2 separate regions of the Homo sapiens genome follow, and region 2 is linked to region 1. A link is a loop called in an ENCODE intact Hi-C map of the cell type or tissue named here. Cell type or tissue: mammary epithelial cell. All regions are shown on one strand. Region 1 overlaps TCF7L2 (transcription factor 7 like 2). Region 2 overlaps TCF7L2 (transcription factor 7 like 2).

Region 1 (5,000 bases):
ATTAATATTAATTTGGATTTCTTCTCTTTGACCCAGTACATAGCATAGGCTTTCTTGTACTTCCATACTTAATTTTAGGGCTTTATAAACTACAACAACTCAAACTACTGGCATGAACCCTTTTAACATTTTTAGCTCCTTTTCCAACTATAAATTAGGTAAAATATATAGATGTAGGGGTCAAAAGCCAGCAATTAGAATCGACATTGTCCTTCACTATAATTTTGGGGCAGCCAGGCTTGTGAGAAGAAGAGCTTCCTTTACCAAAGACATGTGTATACTACATGTTTATTGCTGTGTCTCACGTATAAATATATAGAACCAATTAAGGACTGGTTAAGTGCTGTTTGTTGCAGATATTTACATGTGAAAACACTGCTTCTGAAAAATCTTTTAGGAAAAAAATTCGTAAAAAAAAAAAAAAAAAAAAACCCCAGTAGACAATCTCAAACATTTCAAAGAAAATGTTAGAATTGGAAATTCTTTAAACAGTTTCTACAATTGACTTTTTTACAATTATTCAGACTGTGATGGCCTGATGAAAAAGTTATTAGAACCTAGTATAACAACTAAAAGTTCATTATTATCTACAAAGATAATATTTTTTAAAATGCATCTTTATTCAGGCATCAGGGAGGAAAAAAATTGATTTCTCTAACAGAAGAGCTTCCCAAATTCAGAGGAAGAAGTCAAGAATTATCATGCTTGTTTTAAACCAAAAATATAACTGACGTGTTTAACATTTTATAAACATGTTTCTTTAGAGGCTTCAACAGGTGTTTTCAAAATGTAAGCATAGCAAAGCTATTTTCTGTATGAAATGATGTTATAATCTTCAAACAAGTCACTTTTTAAAAGATCTATAAAATATTATACATTCTGATATAAGCCATGATTTAATTAGAATATTTAAGTTATCAAAGAGGCAGGTAAAACAGCAAAATGAACCATATGCACATTATGTTTCAAAAAACAACTGAGGCCATTGCATCTAAGCCTGTTGATTATAAAAGCTGTATGGGGCTTCACTTTCTAACTCTTGAACACCAGATGTCAGGATGCTTAACACATCCACCAGCCTTTCATAATATCTCACTTAAATCCCACACCCAGCCAGCACAGTGGCTCATGCCTGTAATCCCAGCAGTTTGGGAGGCTGGGGCAGGTGGTTGACCTGCGGTCAGGAGTTCGAGACCAGCCTAGCCAACGTGGAGAAACCCTGCTTCTACTAAAAACACAAAAATTAGCTGGGCGTGGTGGCAGGAGCCTGTAATCCCAGCTACTTGGGAGGCTGAGGCAAAAGAATTACTTGAACCCAGGAGGGGAGGTTGCTGTGAGCCTTGATTGCACCACTGCACTCCAGCCTGGGCGACAGAGCCAGAGCCTGTCCTGTCTCAAAAAAATAAATAAACAAATAAAAATTAAAAAATAAATCCCACACCCTTACTGGGACATTGATAGCACTATCCCTATTTTATAGATGGTAAAACTGAGACTCCAGGAATAAAATTGTTTCCCCAAGATAACACCGTAAGTGGCAGAATCAGGATTTGAGCTCAGGTCTTCTGACCCTAACTCCCTGCTCTTCCCAATCCCATGGCTAAATCCCCTTCAAGTCAACACTACATGGCAGGGGTTCATGATGGAAAATGCCAGTGCGGCAATTCTAAAGCTGGAAATACGCTCCTTTCTGATCAACACATTACGTTATGTGGCCCATGTGTGCACGCGCGTGTGTTTGTGTATACACACTGTCGGCAGGGATTGTAGTGGTTAAGGGGACAGTTGGCAGGTATGGTGGTACAATTAGTACAGATAAACCCTCAATAGCCTATCTGCCTTCTGATTTTTAAATAAACAAAGGCTGAATACTATAATTAAGATCAGAGTGCCTCTGAAAGACCATATGGCAAAACGAAAATTAAATGAAAAAGTCACCGGCAGGGAATGGGAGAATATGTTATTCCTAAAGTGGAAGAAGTGATTTTTGAACAAATGCTTTTTAACTCCGATGCCTGGAGGAAAACAGCAACCTCCCTGCAGAAATGACGGCCACGACCAGGGCAGGCAGTCCTGGGAAGAAATGGAGCGCCCTGGCCCTGCAGAGGCCGGAAAGGGAATACCACGTCCATACTGCAGGGGGCGCCCCGCGGTGCTGCCAGCCTAGGCTGACCTTGCCCAACCTCTCAGGCTAGGGGGTTCCTCAGGGATAATGCAAACCTAGAAAAGCAGTCAGTGCAGTGGTCGGCCACACTGATGCCTGGAGGTCCCTAGAGTCCTACTCCTTTTCTTAATACTGAGAAAACAATGGCATCTCTATGCCCACAATGGCTTCAGTGTGCACCCCTCCCCCCCACAATGGCCCCATTCAATCCCCCACCATGAGCGATTGCCCCAAGTTTAACGGCCTGTGTTAGGAGAGCACCGGACACAAAAGGAGGTGTTTCCAGGTTCAGTGAACACTTTACACCCATTCATCAGGGAAGGGACAAAAGCGATTCCCCACTTCACCTCAGGCGGAGCAGAGGCTGGGGGCTCTGTCATCCTCACCAAAATGCAACCTTTGCCTGGTGGGGTGGGGGGGTCCACATTGTGTTTAAGGATCACTGTGCAAACATGGTTCCTGATTATTCTACCTCCAGCTAAAAACATTTGCATAAAAACGGGATTCTTTTGTCCCCTAAGAAGAGCCAAGAGGAAGCTTGGTGGGGAAGTATGGGGGCAAAGGGGGCTGGAGGCTCTCAAAGGAAGACCAAGAAGGTCAGCCGACAGACCCTAAATTATACTTTGGAATCTTTATTAGGAAAATAGCCCACCTCTTTCCTTACATTCAGTTTTTACTAGGGTTCACTGCTATTTTTATTAAGGAACCTAATGTTTACTTTGTGTAATTGCTTTAATTACTAAGTGCCCCTGCCAGCAACGCTTGACCAATATAGGCTGCTTTAAGAAACACCATTATTTCACAGGACCCAAAAGCATTATTTCCCTAATTGCAAGTGATGTACCTTGATTTTTTTGTTGTTTTTTTTTTTTTTTTTTTTTTTTAGACGGAGTCTCGCTCGGTCGCCCAGGCTGGAGTGCACTGGTGCGATCTCGGCTCACTGCAAGCTCGCTGTAAGCTCCGCCTCCCGGGTTCACGCCATTCTCCTGCCTCAGCCTCCCAAGTAGCTGGGACTACAGGTACTCGCCACCACGCCCGGCTAATTTTTTGTATTTTTAGTGGAGACAGGGTTTCACTGTGTTAGCCAGGATGGTCTCGATTTCCTGACCTCGTGATCCACCCGCCTCGGCCTCCCAGAGTGCTGAGATTATAGGCATGAGCCACCACGCCCGGCCGCAACTTGATGTCTTGACCACAAATGTGTACATCAAGGCTTGGGTATCAGTCAACAGCCCCTGACTGTACTGGTTGGTCAGTAAGGCTTAACTTCTTTTGTGGGAGGGGAAGGGGGTGAGGGGAGGGACTACAGAGTTTATACAAAGTGCTAAGATTTGAAATAGCCCAAGTCATACCTCCCTCCTCAGAGAGCCACCCACCCACCCAGTACCCAGCCGAGCTGGATTAGTCATACTAAACATAGTCCATTCCCAACCAACCCTTCAAGCTTTGGCAGGCCAAGCTCTGCTGACATTCCAGGCCCAGTTTAACATTACATAATGAGAGTTTCACTCCCATGATGGGCTGCAAGTCAAAACAAACTTGCTGAACTCAACCCAGGGCACCGGCTTGTTTCCTGGTTACAGGACATGGGAGTGCTAAGGGCAGAAGACAGCTCTTCGCAAAAATTATAAAACCAGTGAACTCTTGCATCCATTCTGATCATGGTCAACTCAGTCAGGGTGGTCCTGAGTTCGAGAACTGGTGATCCACAACCTATATACTTTTCAAGTTTTCTCACATAGTGTTGGTGCCAAACTTGTTTTCAAAGGATCATTTTCATACATTTCTATGTTTGAGCTTTTAATGAAAGCCCAGAAAGCAACACTTTATAAAAAGATTCCCAAATACCAGTCCTCTGGGAAAGACTAGTTATTCATTCATCATTCAAAATACACACATAAATGGTAAGATCTGATTGTCTATGTATCGCTAAAGCACATTCACTGCTTGAAAAGTTTTCAGTGTTTTTTATGTATCAATTCCAGCTCACTGCTTTCTCGTTAACCTTTAGCAGAGATGATTATATTAATCCATCCTCATCACCATCACGAGCCTCCTGATCATCATATCAACACCCGGGGCATCCGAGAAAAATCAGGATTTCAAGTGGAAAATAAGTGAATTCATACTGAACACACTGAATTTCACACACTAATCCAGAAAGACCTTGAAATTAATGGCACTTAACAGGAATGGTTCACAAAATTAAACTCTCCCTTGAATCGGAGGTGGCCGAGGGGAAAGAGGAAAACCAAGAGATCTGGATTCTAGTCTTGATTCTCCCACTGTCTGGCTACACACGATTGCTTGATCTTACAGCAGTCTTCTTTCTCTGAGCCTCTGCTTCCTCACTGTTCAAGAGAGGATTTGAAGAGTGGTCAGGTTAGAGTTATCAGTCTGCTCTCACAATTCCAAGATTCTGTAACAGATTCTACAAACCCACCCACCCCAACCACAGTGAACACATTACTCTGGTTGGGGTCTGTTTGCATTAATATTCTCAGTGCACTCAGGTCCATTTCCCTGACCTGAGTTATTTTACTTTTCTTGTGTCAGAAGCCCAGGTTCAAGGGAGTACCTCAGAGCCCATTTGCACCTTACCTGTTAGGTAACATTCCACTTACTGCTATCTTCTTACTATCTCCTTACCCACAGGACAGTCCCAATTAATCTCCCTAAAGAATCTATTTTTTTGTTTTGTTTTGTTTTAATCCTGGAGACAACAAACTCTTCTTAATAAATCAGGATACTAATTACAAACATCAATTGCCAGAGCCCCAAGGGCCGTTTGCTCTATTCTAAACAGCTCCAGCTTATGGTGCTTTTAAGATTCTCT
Region 2 (5,000 bases), 120 kb after region 1:
CAATACTGGATGAACCTTGAGAACCGTATGCTAAGTGAAAGCAGACAGACACAAAAGCCCATAGATTTTATGATACCATTTATATGAAATGTCAAGAACAGGCAAATCCACAGTGATTGCCAGGGGCTGGGGGGAGAGGAAATGAGGAGTGACTGCTAATGGGTAAGGGAGGTTTCTCCTCGGGGGTGAGGAAAATGTCCTGGAGTTAGAGGGTGTGGATGACTGCACAGATCTGTGACTATACAGAAAATCACTCAATTGTACACCTCAAATAGGTGGATTTTATGGTTTCTAAATATCTCAGTAGAGCTGCTACTTTCTTTTTTTTTTTTTTTGAGACAGAGTCTCGCTCTGCCGCCCAGGCTGGAGTGCAATGGCATGGTCTCAGCTAACTGCAACCTCTGCCTCTCAGGTTCAAGTGATTCTCCTGCCTCAGCCTCCTGAGTAGCTGGGTCTACAGGCATGCGCCACCACGCCCAGCTAATTTTTGTATTTTTAGTAGAGATGGAGTTTTACCATGTTGGCCAAGCTGGTCTCGAACTCCTGACCTCAAGATCCGCCCGCCTTGGCCTCCCAAAGTGCTAGGATTACAGGCGTAAGCCACCGTGCCCAGCCACTACTTTCAAAAAAAAGAAAGAATAGACCTGAGGTTTGGCCCAAGACAGCTTGCGAGGCAAGAGGTGTCGTTTTTGCCCTGTCCCTCTCTTGTAGAGGGGATTCATCGTCCAACACTGTGTTTTAAGTGCTTGCTGGGATAACTTACAGATAACGATAAGCCCAGGTGCACCCTGAGGAATCTTGCAACCTAGGTACAGAGGCCCAATGCAAAGCAGAAGCAGGAGACAGCCCATGGCAAAAGCATTTTCTTTTTTTTTTCTTTTTTTGAGACAGAGTCTCACTCTATCACCCAAGCTGGAGTCCAGTGGTGTGATCTCGGCTCACTGCAACTTCTACCTCCTGGGTTCCAGTGATTCTCATGCCTCAGCCTCTCGAGTAGGTGGGACTACAGGTGCCCACGACCACACCCAGCTAATTTTTGTATTTTTAGTAGAGACAGGGTTTTACCATGTTGGCCAGGCTGACCTCAAGTGATCCGCCTGCCTCGGCCTCCCAAAGTGCCGGGATTACATGCATGAGCCACCGCGCCTTGCTGGCAAAAGCATTTTCACATGTGTGTTAATAAAGACCCATTCTCCAGGTCCTGCCCCTGGAAGACTCTGATTCACAAAATGGAGTGGGGAGAGGACACGTGACAAATCTCAGTTTTGAGAAAGTTAAGAATTACATGATCAGAAAAGTCAGGGGGACGTTAGAAATACAAGACAGTGGCCGGGTGCGGTGGCTCACGCCTGTGATCCCAGCACTTTCGGAGGCCGAGGCGGGTGGATTATGAGGTCAGGAGTTCAAGACCAGCCTGGCCAAGATGGTAAAACCCCATCTCTACTAAAAATACAAAAAATTAGCCAGGCGCGGTGTCAGGCACCTGTAATCCCAGCTACTTGGGAGGCTGAGGCAGGAGAATCGCTTGAACTCGGAGGGCGGAGGTTGCAGTGAGCCGAGATCGTGCCACTGCACTCCAGCCTGGGTGACAGAGTGAGACTCCGTCTCAAAAAAAAAAAAAGAAAGAAAAATATAAGAGAGTAACACTGCATTCCGGAGTCACAGAGGGGGTCTGCTTGGAGGTCCAGTCCTCAGGAGGGGTTTCCAGGGGCCAGAACCAAAGCATGGAGTCTTCCTCGAGAAACTCCAACCACCTCCTATCCTGAGTCCTAGGACTCTCTCTTCCCTCCCAGGAGCTCCGGGCACTTGGTAAAGATAACGCAATCTTAGCACCCTGCAGCCTCCGGCTCCCGTAGGCCCTGCTGGGCAGGCTGCACTCCTTTTGATTCCAGAAATGTTCGCCCAGCACTCGGGCAATTGGCAGTGAGCTGGAACTCGAACCCAGGAATCCCAACGCCCACAGATTCTCACCTCCAGCTCCAACAAAGGCCTCTCTGTCGGGTCTGGGTGTCTCCCGGAGGGCATGCATCCCTCCCAGGGCTGGGGGGCGGAGGCGAGGGTGGCGTGCGGAATGGAATCTATGCTACCGACGCACATTCACTGCTTCCCAGGTTGCCCAATCCCACTGCCTGAGGGGACGGATGGGCAGAGCTTTCTCTGCGCTTGGCAAGGGGTGTCCTGGAGGGACTGAGGCCCTAGACCACTCACGCCTCTGCCCCCCACCCCTCCTCAGGCTTCACTGCTCTCTGAGTCCAAGGCCTGACCAACAGGCCGCCTGGAGTCTGCATCCTGCCAGGGTAACAGGGCTGGGAATGAACAACGGAGCTCTTGTTCAGACATGCTTTGTAGCCAATGAGGTTACCCTCTGGAAATACTTCTAAATAAATAGAAAAGCCAGCCCATCCTGAGGTCTATATGCAGCCTGGCTTTTGGTGCAATGTACACCCTGGGGGCGTTTCACCCCTCCCCGGCCCCAACAGCCACCTCTGTATGTGGCTCATTCCACCTTCACAGTGATGTTTCCTCAGGAATCAGAGGCAGAATCCATAGGTTCGCCAGTGTGGGGCCGGGAAGCAGAGTGCCCCACGTGCCCTACTCCTTCCAAGGCTCCCTCCCCAAAAAGCACAAGGAGGAAAGGTCAGCTACAGCTGAACAGACCGACAGGGGCCTTCTCCAGGAAAACAGCAGCAGCCTGCGCTGTCTCTGCTCCATATGTAACAAGCCCTGACTAGATGGTGGGGACCATCTAAAGAGAGCTGGCTGTCCCTGTAGCAGCCTCTGAGCCTGACTCCCCTTGGCGGTGGCAGAGACTCACCCCATGGCTCTTCTCATCCTGGGGGAGGGGTTCCCCACTTTCTTTTTTTTTCTTTCTTTTTTTTTTTGAGATGGAGTCTCGCTCTGTCGCCCAGGCTGGAGTGCAGTGGGGCGATCTCGGCTCACTGCAAGCTCCGCCTCCCGGGTTCACGCCATTCTCCTGCCTCAGACTCCCGAGCAGCTGGGACTACAGGTGCCAGCCACCACGCACATAGAGACGGGGTTTCATCGTGTTAGCCAGGATGGTTTCGATCTCCTGACCTTGTGATCCGCCCGCCTCAGCCTCCCAAAGTGCTGGGATTATAGGCATGAGCCACCGCGCCCGGCCAGGGTTCCCCACTTTCAAACCACTCAGGAGCCTGGGGGTACAACCTCACATGGATACAGGATTCCACCCCCCTAGCAAGATCTCTGTTAGCTTCCCCAGTTCCCAGAGAGGGGAAGTGGGTCCCCAAAGGTGCTGAGACAAGCCAGGCAGTCCGAGTCTGGCCCACAACTTTGGCATGTCCACTCCACCTGGCAAGAAGGGATCCAGAGGCTGAGAGTTCCCAAGGAAGGCTGCAGAACTCACCTCGGGAAGAGTTCCAGGGAGAGAGGCAGTCCTGAGCTGGAAAAATAGGGATTTCAACACCAACTGACCAAAACACCAATGGATCAGTCTCCAATTGAAAAGCCTGTCTTGGGTAGCATTTTTCTCCCCAGAGGGCTTCCATCAAACGGTCTGTCTTGGCACTCAAAACCCATTGAGATGAGTACGGAAACGTTATTACCATTTTAAAGGTGAGAAAGTGGCTTGGCCATGTAAAAGACCTATAAGCAGCTTGGCTAGCTAATTTTTTTTATTTTTTATTTATTTATTTATTTATTATTGAGACAGGGTCCCACTCAGTCATCCAGGCTGCAGTGCAGTGGCACAATCACGGCTCACTGCAGCCTGGACCTCCTGAGCTCAATCGCCCGCCCACCTCAGCCTCCCCAGTAGCTGGGACTACAGGCATGCACCACCATGCCCAGCTAGATTTTGTTTTGTTTGTAGAGACAGGGTTTTGCCATGTTGTCTAGGCTGGTCTCGAATTTCTGGGCTCAAGCGATCCACCCACCTCAGCCTCCCAAAGTGCTGGGATTACTGGCATGAGTCATGCGCCTGGCCAACTAGCTAATTTTTTAGCAACCTTTAGGTTCCTGAGATTGTCTCTGCCCAGAAACTTACGGGACGGGGATGTATGCTGGGGAAAAGGTTGGGGGAGAAAAAATATTTTACAAACCTGAACTGCTCTGTTATTGAATGAATATAATTAAAAGTATACCCTCCAAGCAACAGGAAAAAATAATTCATGTGTCTAAGCTGAGATACCCTGGAAACTTGCAGGAGGACAATCACTAATAAAACACTCCTGGTCCCCACTGCTATGTGTCTAATTCCATGAAGAAATGACTGTAGCCACGTGCAGGAGTCCTGAGAGGCAGGCAATTGTCTTTATATTATTAACAGTAATGGGAAACGTACTACCAGGAATAATCATTTCTGCAACGTGCCAACCTGAACTTCCATTTCACTGTATGAGCTCCTGGGGCATCAAAGCCAACACATTCGCAGAAGCGCTCAATGAAAGGAGGAGGGGGAAGAGAAGAAAGCCCAGCCTTCTGCCCACCACCCTCCCCTCACCCCATCTATTAGAAAATCTATTTCTAAATAAATCATGAGGAAGCCCAATCTGCAAAATCTTCCATAGTACTAGGTGAGCCAGAACCCCCTGAAACACCACAACAACATTTTAGATCTAAATCTCAACATTTCATCTACCCCACCTTGGTCCAAATTAAATGAAATGCTATCACGCTGCTGTGTTTTAAAACAGTGTCCGAGAAGGTAGAAAAGGTTACCCACAGCAAGCAAGGACTGCCATCCTCACCATAGCAACGCGCCTATTTATAATATGGTCTACCTGCATCAAAGGCTTGTGCAGACACTCAAGGCAAGTCTAGTGCTACATCCCAGCCTGAAGATGAAGCCGCAAACTCTCATGAGCATGTCAGTGAAACACTTCCAATTACATTACATGCCATAATTATTAGCATTGACTAGCAATTTTTTTTTCTTCCTGCTCATATAAGAGTAAAGGGGAAGATGAATTAAGACAGTTTCTAGGACATAGAAGAAACCCAGCATGTAACTTTATAAAGTG

The links. A loop is a pair of places that touch in the nucleus more often than their neighbours do. Peaks named below come from ENCODE experiments on the same cell type or tissue, not always from the same donor. Only the 100,000 strongest peaks of a DNase experiment are listed, where the experiment ranks them.
Region 2: it touches region 1 in a loop (2.0-fold over the local background); 1 of 110 quality-filtered maps calls a loop at or near these places.

The regions. Positions count from the first base shown.
Region 1 is chr10:113,105,801-113,110,800 of GRCh38, reverse strand. The region is part of intron 5 of TCF7L2 (transcription factor 7 like 2); the gene reads right to left. Among named protein-coding and RNA genes, the nearest start is that of SNORA87, 63 kb to the right of the region's middle. In mammary epithelial cell, a CTCF peak has its summit at 2,167 (motif pointing right); a DNase peak (open chromatin) is centred at 3,640; H3K27ac peaks cover 839 bases.
Region 2 is chr10:112,989,390-112,994,389 of GRCh38, reverse strand. All of the region lies in intron 4 of TCF7L2 (transcription factor 7 like 2), which reads right to left. Among named protein-coding and RNA genes, the nearest start is that of TCF7L2, 42 kb to the right of the region's middle. In mammary epithelial cell, no CTCF peak of the experiment used is centred here; DNase peaks (open chromatin) are centred at 2,099 and 3,909; H3K27ac peaks cover 3,782 bases.